Regions from separate parts of the Homo sapiens genome. Here region 1 is linked to region 2. Evidence: chromatin loops called from intact Hi-C (ENCODE). Cell type or tissue: IMR-90. All regions are shown on one strand. Links, peaks and the distances in the headings refer to the core of each region. The heading gives the core; the rest is flanking DNA. Region 1 has its middle 34 kb from the start of LINC01938. Region 2 overlaps LINC03000 (long intergenic non-protein coding RNA 3000).

What was found. Hi-C counts contacts between places; a loop is a spot of excess contacts. Peaks named below come from ENCODE experiments on the same cell type or tissue, not always from the same donor. Only the 100,000 strongest peaks of a DNase experiment are listed, where the experiment ranks them.
Region 1: it touches region 2 in a loop (12-fold over the local background); 4 of 110 quality-filtered maps call a loop at or near these places.

Annotation. Positions count from the first base shown.
Region 1 is chr5:165,207,208-165,212,598 of GRCh38, forward strand. No RefSeq gene overlaps it. Among named protein-coding and RNA genes, the nearest start is that of LINC01938, 34 kb to the right of the region's middle. In IMR-90, for the core only: a CTCF peak has its summit at 2,122 (motif pointing left); no DNase peak of the experiment used is centred there.
Region 2 is chr5:164,502,373-164,507,763 of GRCh38, forward strand. The region is part of intron 2 of LINC03000 (long intergenic non-protein coding RNA 3000); the gene reads left to right. The region is part of intron 2 of LOC102546299 (a long non-coding RNA gene); the gene reads left to right. Among named protein-coding and RNA genes, the nearest start is that of LINC02143, 38 kb to the left of the region's middle. In IMR-90, for the core only: a CTCF peak has its summit at 1,981 (motif pointing left); a DNase peak (open chromatin) is centred at 1,989.

The DNA of each region.
Region 1 (5,391 bases), core at 160-5,159, 700 kb after region 2:
TTAATGAGATTCAAAATTGCAATAAAAGAGCAAACCAATGACAATGAATGAATGTGAAATGTAAAAATGACTGCACGAAAGGAAAATTGATAATAATGACAAATGAAGAGGGAAAACATAACTCAGAGCTCACGTGCAATAGAAAGAAAATCCCACGTGAAAGGTTGAGAAAAAGAATATCCTGCTAACGTTAGGCGTAAGTCAGAAGCTCAGAGACTTCCTTTCAAGTTATCTGTCTATGGATGTTCTTACAACTTTCCCCTTTTTCCTTCAAAAACAAATTGACTATATTCCAGTTACCTGCTACTACATAACAAAACACACTAAAATTTAGCAGCTTAAAATAACAACTTATTATCTCTCATGGTTCTGTAAATTGGGTGAGATCATTTGGGTGGTTCTAGCTTGGGTTTTGTTTTTTCAGTCAAATGGAGTTTGGGTTGAGTATATTTCACTGGTCCCTATGTCTAAGGTAGTTCATCGGGTGACTGGCAATTGGTGCTGGTTGTCTTTTTTTTGTGTGTGTGAGATGGAGTCTCACTCTGTCACCCAGGCTGAAGTGCAGTGGCATGATCTCTGCTCACTGCAACCCCTGCCTCCCAGGTTCAAGCGATTCTCCTGCCTCAGCCTCCCGAGTAGCTGGGAATACCGGCATTTACCACCATGCCCAGCTATTTTTTTTGTATTTTTAGTAGACACAGAGTTTCGCCATGTTGGCCAGGCTGGTCTCGAACTCCTGACCTCAGGTGATCCTCCTGCCTCAGCCTCCCAAAGTGCTGGGATTATAGGCATGAGCCACCATGCCTGGCCTGGTGCTGGTTGTCTTCTGGTTGTGTGTTGATTGGAATGACTACAGATGTTTTCTCCATGTCCTTAGCTTCTCATTGCAGAGAAGGAGGAAGAAGGAGAGAAAAGGGAAGGGAAGAGACAGCTGGGGAGGGGTCAGGGGGAAGGAGAATGAATTGGAGGGAGAGAGCAGAGAGAGGACAGAGGAAGAGAGAAAGAGATACTTATAAAGAACACTAGAGAAACTTGAGCAGAATTTCCACAGGTAGAACAGAATATATAATCACTACAAATTAGATGCTGTTTTTCACCCCTCCCTAAATATAGATTTCATTTGCATCATCATCTCGTCTGCTAAATGTCATTTTTAAAATGTGAATTTTTAAATGTCAGCTAACAAGGAAGTTTGATACTCAGTCGCTGCTGTTATTCGAACTCCACCAGTCTATTATTAAGGACTTTTTAGCAGCTGATTGCTGATATTTCCAATTAAGACTTGGTTTGTGTAAGTCAATTTAATGTGACATATTTTTTTTTTAAATGTGGTTTACAATTTGCGGGATAGTTTGGTTGCAGTATATCCCTTTCTTGGCCAAAATGCATTAAGCAGATTTGCACAAAGAAATATAATTGCAGTATAATTGCTGAAACTTCCACTGAGACACAAATTATATGCTCTTAAAGATGACTGCTCAGGGGTTTTATAGAAAAAATTCTGCTTTGAATGGAAAGAGATACGAAAAACCTAAACAAACTAGAAAACTTCTAAAGTCTCTGTAACTCAGTGATCTTATCATTCTAGTGTCCATTTGACATCTAACTTGAGTAAGTCATAGTGGACTTTCTTCTCAACTCAAGCCCCTTAGATGCTTTCTAAAAGACGCTCAGCTGATTGCTCTTTCCATTGTCACTATCAAATTATCTATTCTGTGAACAATCTGATTCTCTAATTAATGTCGTAGCACATGTGCATTAATCTGTCTGGTCCTCCAGTTCTCTAATGAGAGACAAACTCACTACAAGATCTTCCTTAAGAAATAACAAACTGACTGACTCAGCATGACACCCTCACCTAATTAATAAAATGGTGACAATTTTAAAATCCCTGTGCTGTGATTTTTCCTTAACAAAAACTGTTTTGCAGATGTGCAAAGGGACACAAGAAAGAATGTAAATTTAGCAGTTCATAACCTTTGACTAAACAAACCAGAGATTAGATGGAATCAATACTGCCAGAAAGAATTTCCCCCAGTCTGGTAAATCTGGAAATGCAAGAAAATAAATCTATCAGAAAAAAAAAATGGTCTGTTTATAGCGACATCTAGTGGTGTTTGTTTTCCTGCTTGCCCATTCCTAAATGAATTCCCCAGGAAGATAGCAAATACAAAAAACTTACTATTTTGTTATTTTTATCAATACAAACACATAACCTATGTAACATGTTATTGGAGTAACAGGAATAAATATTTCAGAAAACCACATGAATTAGCATGAACTGATGATTTGCAGAAGCTATTTTTGAAAAGTGTTGTGGGTGAATGGATTATGACTCTCATGATGACCACAAGAATAGTAATGCCTGTCCTCATACAGAAATAGGTGTATTTCTTGGTGTTGAAACACATGACCATAGATTTTTTTTTTCAGATGAAGCAGGAGATTCATGGTAGAAATAACTTTGTGAAAAATGAATAATCTCATGGCAGATTTATCTTAAACTAAGATAACTAAAATGACTACATTCTCAAAAGGCTATCTTAAAGAATACTGACAACCTCTGTTATCTGATAGTTTACCCTGGAAGAGTTTGTATCACTATGCTAAAAATGTGTGTGTGTGTGTGTGTGTGTGTGTGTGTGTGTGCAGGGAAGTGAGGGGTGGGGTGAGCACAACATGATTATAAAATTTGTCCTGACACTTAGAGTAGACTTTTTGATTAAACACATTTTCTAAAATGGTGGTGATTATAAAAGAATACAATTTTGAAATAAAATCAATGACAGGACTTTAAAAAAGCAAGCAACAGTTTTTAAAAGTCATAGGTTTGTTACAATCCAGGGGATTGTAAAACTGTTAGGTAATATTCTCTCTGGCTATTTCAGAAGAGAATAAATTTTGACAAGGAGCACTTTTTTTTTTCCAGAGGAAGGTTTTTGCCTTTCACCTGTTCTGACACTCAAAGTTCTTCTAGGAGAGGCCACAGAGAAATCTATTCTCTGCGTTGCTCTTATATCTTCTGGATCACTTTAGGACAGATCCCATTCATTATGGACAGATGCCTTCACTGAATTTATGCAACTAATATTTATGGCCACTCATGCTCCGATAGCAATGAATGAGTCTGAACCAGTACGAGATATTAATTATTGCAAACCGTATCTTCACTTTTCTACTGAAAAGAAGTCTTACCTTGTATCACTTGATTTCTGTCTCCAGCACAGCCCCTAGGACTGTCTTTCTGCAGGTGACATCAGTATTATAGGACATTAACGTCTCAGAGGGTCCTTGAAGTGTATGTCTGTCCACTTGTAACCCTGCACTTCAAGGCACATAGAAACTGCTTTGACCTTTTAGGCCATCTCTTCTCTTTAGAGAAGATGAGTTCTTTAGAGAAGGATGAGTCCCTTCCAGCCTGACACAGTAAGCATTACTTTAAAAGCTCGTCATTCTACTTTATTCTCCCGAGTGATAACCATTTTGCCTGCAAGTGTCATAGGTGAATATTTTGAAGACCAAATGTGACTATAATACTGCCAAGTTCTACTCTGAGCATTTTGGAAAATACTTTCTCCCTCAAATACATAATAAAGTTAAATAACTTGACTTTTTCAGGCAGTCAAATTTATCATTGAGGCATAAATTAGTTATACAGTGGCATGATTTCAATACCACTTCTTGCCCACAGAAGGGAATTACAGTAAACAGATTCATAGAATTTCTCACCTAAAAATTTGTCTAGGTGTTCCAGGGCATAGCCACAGGCAGATTTCAGAAGTCTTTTAAATATACGAATTGAAAATGGTTCATATATGTACCTAAGGATAGGAGGAAAAAATTTACTTTTAACATCTATCCATAGGCTTGAATTTTACTGACTGTCAAAATCGTCCTAAAGGAACAACATTAAAGTTCAGTAAAAAATATTCAGTGATACAATATGTCAAACACTTGGTGTGTATCTGCAACCTTAAGACTAAGTGTAGTACCCTTCCATCACCTTTGGTTTTACTCTGTGCTGAAAAATATAGCCCCTGCCTGGCAAAGTGTCATCTTTTCCAGTCTGGAAAAAAACATATCAGTGAGATTTTGTTAGTTTGACAGTGGTCAGAGTTTCTGCAGCATTTTGCAAAAAGTATGTTGATGTAGCATGCAGTCAATAGTGCTTAGAAGTATGTTCGTGTATGTATTGAAATTTATCAATAGTTTTAAATAAGTAATGAGATATTTATCTTAACTATCATGCCACCTAAAGTATCAAATAATCCTACATTAATGATTATAATAAATATCACAAATGTCTTGTATTTCTTTACTCAAAGAATCATCAGTCACGTGTAAATCTCCTATCTCTCCTCTTCTAGCTGTCTTATCCTGCTTTTGTTTATTTCTCTCTTTTTTCTTTTAGCAGGCCTGTTTAGTATCCATCTGCTTTTATTTCATTTAGCTGGATGCCTCAAGATGTATAAGTGCAATCTAAATTTCAGTCAGTCTATATTCATCTTTCTAGGGATGACCCAGCTTTCAAGTTCAGAGTGAGTCCTGTCTTCTCCAAGAAGGATTCACTGATTATTCCATTCTGGTGGTTTTCAACTCAGCTTACATATTCGACTCACCAGGGTAGCTTTAAATGTGTGTGTGTGTGTGTGTGTGTGTGTGTGTGTTTTATATGTATAACATTTAATTATATATAATTAGCATTTTTAAATATGTATTGAATATTCTATGCATATATGTATACATATATATACACATATATTTGTGTGTGTATATTTATAAAATTAACCCCCCACCCAGATACTCTGATTTAATTGTTCTAGGGTAAAACTTTGATAAACCTATTTTTAGAAGGTCCATGGTAATTCTGATTGTATAGCCATGGTTGAGCTTCCTGCCATCTTGTTTTTGCCATACGAGTAATACTCGCTTTTTTTTTTTTTTTTTTGAGGCCAGAGAGGGGAATGGGTGATACATGCCATTGATACACAATCTAAAAGATAGAAAATATATACATAGTCAAAAATAAACCTCCTTCTTTACACTGGCCACTCAGCTACCTTCCCCAGAGGCAAATCCTGCTTGCAGCATTTGGTATTTCCTCTCAGAGACAATGTACTCACAAACAAATATGAATATTTATCAGAAACTCCTCCTCCTGCTCCCCTTCCCCAACCATACAAAAGATAAAATACTCTAGAAATTCATATGACTGTTACTTTTTAAAATATTTTATAATATCTTTTTATATTAGAACACAATTTTGTGTCCCTATTTTTAACAGTGACACACTATACCACTCTAGAACATAATCCATGTTATTGATTGCTTTTGCAATATTTCAGTGTACACATTTGCCTATTCAACAGTAGCATGTGTGTGATAATATCT
Region 2 (5,391 bases), core at 56-5,055:
CAAAAACTAGCTAGGCTTGGGGTGGGGGTTGCCTGTAATCCCAGCTACTCAGGAGGCTGAGGCAGGAGAATTACTTAAACCCGAGAGGTGGAGGTTGCAGTGAGCCGAGATCGCACCATTGCATTTCAGCCTGGGCAACAAGAGCGAAACTCTGTCTCAAAAAAAATAAAATAAAATAAAATAAAATAATAAATAAACAGTATGTAAGCCCTTGCTGGGAGCATATTTGTATTTATTTTCCTAAGTACTTACTTTCTCATGTTTTACATCTTTAAGATCATCACAATTTTACTAATTTGCCTCTCTTTATTGTTTCAATTAAAACCAGTAAAAATAATCTTCATTTACCTTTACTTTTGCCTATAATGGGTTGAACAGTGTCCCCCCAAAATTCATGTCCAGTTAGAGCCTCAGAATATGACCTTTTTTTGGAAATAAGGTCTCTGCAGATGTCGTTAGTTAAGGATTGAGATGATATCATCATGGATTTCAGGTGGGCCTTAAAACCAGTGATTGGTGTCTATATAAAAAGAGGAGAAGGACATCGTGACATAGAAAAGAGGGTGATGTGACGATGGGGTCAGAGATTGGAGCAGTGCACCTAAAAGCCAATGAATGACAAGGATCACCAGCTACCAATACAAGCTAGAGAGTAGCAAGGAAGGATTCCTCCCTAGAGCGTTTGGCAGAACATGGTTCTGCTGACTACAACTTGGTTTTGGACCTCTAACCCACAAACTACGAGAAAATAAATGTCTGTTATTTCAAGCCACTCAGTTTGTTAGTAATGGGTTACGGCAGCCCTCGCAAACTAATACAGTGTCCTGAATTATAATAAATCATTTCAGTTTAGAGGGAGTTTGCTTGACAGATGCCTTTTAGATACAATTGTCCTGTGGGCTGTCACCCCTGCTACCATTTCCAAAGGATACTGGGAGTCCACTCATGAATAATGTCTTAGTAGCTTTAAAAGAAGATGGGCAGGTTTCTTGGTGTCCAAGTAATTTTAAATAATGATGGATCTAGGAGATATAAGTTCAGTTCACTGTGCCTACACCTAGTCATCTATTTTAAGTAAGAACCTAAATAGGAATAAAATACATAGTTGACCAGGTGCTGTGGCTCATGCCTGTAATCCCAGAACTTTGGTTGGCCAAGGCCGGTGGATCACTTGAGGTCAGGAATTCAAGACCAGCCTGGCCAATGTGATGAAACCCTGTCTCTACTAAAAATACAACAATTAGCTGGGTATAGTGGCAGGCGCCTGTAATCCCAGCTACTCGGGAGGCTGATACAGGGGAATCACTTGAACCCGGGAGGTGGAAGTTGCAGTGAGCCGAGATTGGGCACTCCAGCCTGGGCAACAGAGCAAGACTCCATCTCAAAAACAAAAAAAAAAACCACATAGTTATTTTCAGGAGGCAGCCTAAACAGCTAAGAAATTAGTTGCTTATGGGAGGTAGGAGGACACGTTATTATGGAAGAGTTGATGTGTACACATTCACCTACTCTGCCACTTGTCAGTTACATCTTTGCCAACTGAAACTGTTTAAAAAAATGCTTGTATCAACAATTAAATAAACCACCTCTGATATTTAGAAAACTTTCCTTAGCTTCCTACTTGACACTTTGCACATTTTCTCCCACAAAGCAAGTTTCTCCTCTTAATTAACCAAAGGCAAGAATGATTTCTTTCAAAACTCAAACCTATACATTTAGAAAGAAAAACACCAACCCGAGGGTAAATTCATTCACATCGGTGTGTAAAACAGACCACTTCTGTTCAAAGCCCAGGAAGTGCTGATCACGCTCCTGGCCTCAATAGAAGATACAGATCATTAAAGCTCAACCCAGTGTCTGTAGCTAGGTTGTTTATTACAAAAGTAAGAATCACTAACATGTCCTCTTTGCTAGAACCATAAATCTGAAACTTCTCTTTATTAAAACTGAGATTTGACAACTGCAATACCATAGCTCCCCCTGCTGTTCTGATGCATATTGTCAGCTGCCTTTGGCAAAATCATTTTATGCCTTTCCCTTCCATTCGGCCCTCCTCTGAGCTGTTTCTGATATCTAAGTTTCCGTTTGCTTCTTAATTCTTCATCTCACCTCCCTGTGCTATTTAGCAACCCAATGGCAATTTGGAAATCGATTTTTTATGATCCTCATGTTAATATCATCTTTCACAGGCAGTGTTGGAATGATTCTACTTTTATTTAAGATCATTTCAACTGCTCTGCTAGAGCAGCTTGGAGCCTCGGAAATGGAGTTTCTACTTGCATGGACCCCTCATACATACCTCCCTGCACACACATACAGTAGTTTAAACAAACTGGAAACAAAAGAAACGTACATAACAGCCAAAAATGTTGCTAAGAACTTTATAAAGCAACGACAGAGCAGCATCAAAGCATCTGCAAATGCTTTCTCTTTCCAAATTAATACTCTATCAGTATAAAGGAGGCCACTCACCACTGGCTATATTTTCATTTTTATAAAGTATTTTTATGACTGTTTAGGGAAAGCCTGTATACAGCCATTCCCTCCATTTTGTGTGTGTAGTTTTCTTGCTCTGAGCCAACATTCCATCACCTTGGCCAAAGTAACATATATATATATATATATATACACACACACACATATATATGTATAATTTATAAACGTATTTAATTTTTATATGTATTTAATTTATATATTTAAGGTATGGCTTGACATACATTTTGGAAGATGCCTGGAGTATAAGTTATGGGTGACTGCAGAATCCTGATCTGGTAGGCTCTAGATCCTGAAGGCATTTTTCCTAAGTTAAAATTATGCATATATGCAAGATAAGGAACATGTATGTACCCCTTGTCTGGGATAGATGGCAGGCTAAGGGACCAATTTTAAGAAGACCAAGTGGACCTGCCATCTGGTATTTGTAATCATCAACTTCCATGTATGCCTCACCACTGGACTAGAAGCTACTTGAAGACAAACATTGTAAATTGTTCTCCAGCTCTTTCAGCATCAGTACAGAAAGCATTTTATGGATCTTGTGTGGCTGAGAGAATTAATGCATGAATGAACACTGCAGACCCTTAAAATCCTGTTAGGCAATATCGTTCCTTTCTAGACTCATCTTGCAGGCTCTATTCAAAAATGAAGCCAAAGGAAATTAGGATTTCAATCATTAGCTTTCCATGGCATATTTAGTTTGCTTTGTGTACATTTTCTCAAGCAATAGGCATTGTGTATGCCTTTGCTTTTGTAAAATATCCTACAGAGTTATTGGGAGAGATATAAGAAATATGTTACCAGATTCAAAAAGCACATAAGATAACCTGGAAGGCAAAACCAAACCACAAAGGAAACCATATATAAAACATTTAATTTCCAAACTGTACTTTACAAATAAGCATTTTGCAATTTTGATTAATCAATATTTATCAGCCAGTCTTTGTGGCTTGTTTCCTTTGAGCAAAGCACAATGCTGATGCAGTTTTTAGGAACTGCATACCTAGACGGATGAAATAGTAAACCCTGGGGCTGCTGCTATCAAAGGGCTTGTAAAACAGCATTTTCTGGATAGCCCATCATCTAATATGGTGCAATATGCGAGGTCTGCTTTCAGCTAGAACCAAATGTAAAAATTATGATTTTTATCAAAGAGCAAGCATGCCAAAGCCCTCTCCTGCTGCTGCAGCACCGGGCAAATGCAGGCCATGAGACCAAAAGCCAATGACCAAGGAAGGTTAAGGAAACACAGAAGAGAGCAAAAGCAAAAGCTATGAGACAGAGCGAAATCACATTGACAGATAGTTAAAGCCTGGAGCCCTCTTGTGTGATAATACCTGGAGCACACTGAAGGAACCTGTGCAGTTGTTACAGCATGGCTTTAATATGTACTTTGCAATCATTGCAGATGATGAATGCATATTCTGCTGTTATTTTTTTCTTTGTCAAATTGTGTGTCAAATATAGGATGATAGTAAAAAAAAAATTAAATGCCATATACCCCCATGCTTTTTTATTATCATCCCTAGGTAGAACTGCTGAGAACAACTTCATACATTTAATTTCAAGTCATTTAAAAAATAAGCTTAGAAACATAGAATCATTATGTAATCATTTCTCTTGCTCCCTCTGTGTGCATACATGTGTAGACATGGTTTTTTAAACATAAAAGAGAATTTATGACATTGATATTAACATCCATAGAATTAAGTCACCATTCTTACAGAGGGATAAAAGACAAAAATACTGATTATGAGAGACACAAAGAAGAACTAGCAGACCCTAAGTTATAGAAGATAGCAAAGAGGGAGCATCTGGGCAAAAATTGAGATAATTTCTTTACTGTGAATGTGATTAGGAAATACACAAATTCCTTAGTGAATAAGACTTTAAAATGCATGTCAGATTTAAAACTCTATTGGCTTTATCTATCATTTATCTGTTTTATTTTCTTATTGTATATCATATGCTATATACACACATGCACACTTATTCCTTACTATAAATTTAGTCATTCTCAATCTTAAATTCCCAAGTTGAAATATTCTTGAACATAGGATTAGACTCAGAAAACCCCACCTGATAATTACCGCCAACATTCTGGTTCCTAATGTGTTGCCAACTAGGAAACCCTCACCTGTCACAGAATGTTTCTCTAACAGAGTTGATTCTTGTGTGAATGTGTTTGAATCATAATTATGCCAGCATTTTCTCCATTGTTGTTCCTTGGAAGACTTTACCTGGGGTTAGTAATAGGGAAACTATGGGGGAAAAGGTGTTTCATGTACAAATAAGTTTGGGAAAGAGGGGTGAACAGTGGTTCAGGAATTCTGAACCTCAATATGATACTAATACTCATTATACATGCCAAATGTTTATTATGCGTGCCAGAGGAATACATAATATACCTGGTCTTCAACGTGATTATTTGTTGAAGGAGCGTTATTTTCAGCCATGGACCTGTTTACATCGTCTAGTGCTTGTGTTTGATGGAATCCCGTGTTGGAAATGTTGTTTTAGTCCTAATAGTGTAGGGTGCATTAAGTTTTTAAGACTGGGGCAATCCATCAGGGAGTGTATTCTGGGAGAATTCAAGCAGAGACATGTTTTAAAGGAAGTAAGAAAAGTTCTGTAAGTTATATAATTATAAAAATAAGACCAACATTAAGTTGTAGTAAATTTTGTTGTTTGTTCCTTTCTAACACTAGAGCACCCACAACTTTTACCTTCCATATCAGTTTGCAGACAAACCGCTAAAAGTTGCAAGAGTTCATAATGTAACTTGGCAGTAATGCTAACAATGCAATGCCTATTGCACAAAGTTTATGTCTATCTTTGTGAATCAAAATAGCTTTTGTATGATTTTCTTATTTCAAAATAACTAATATTTTTATT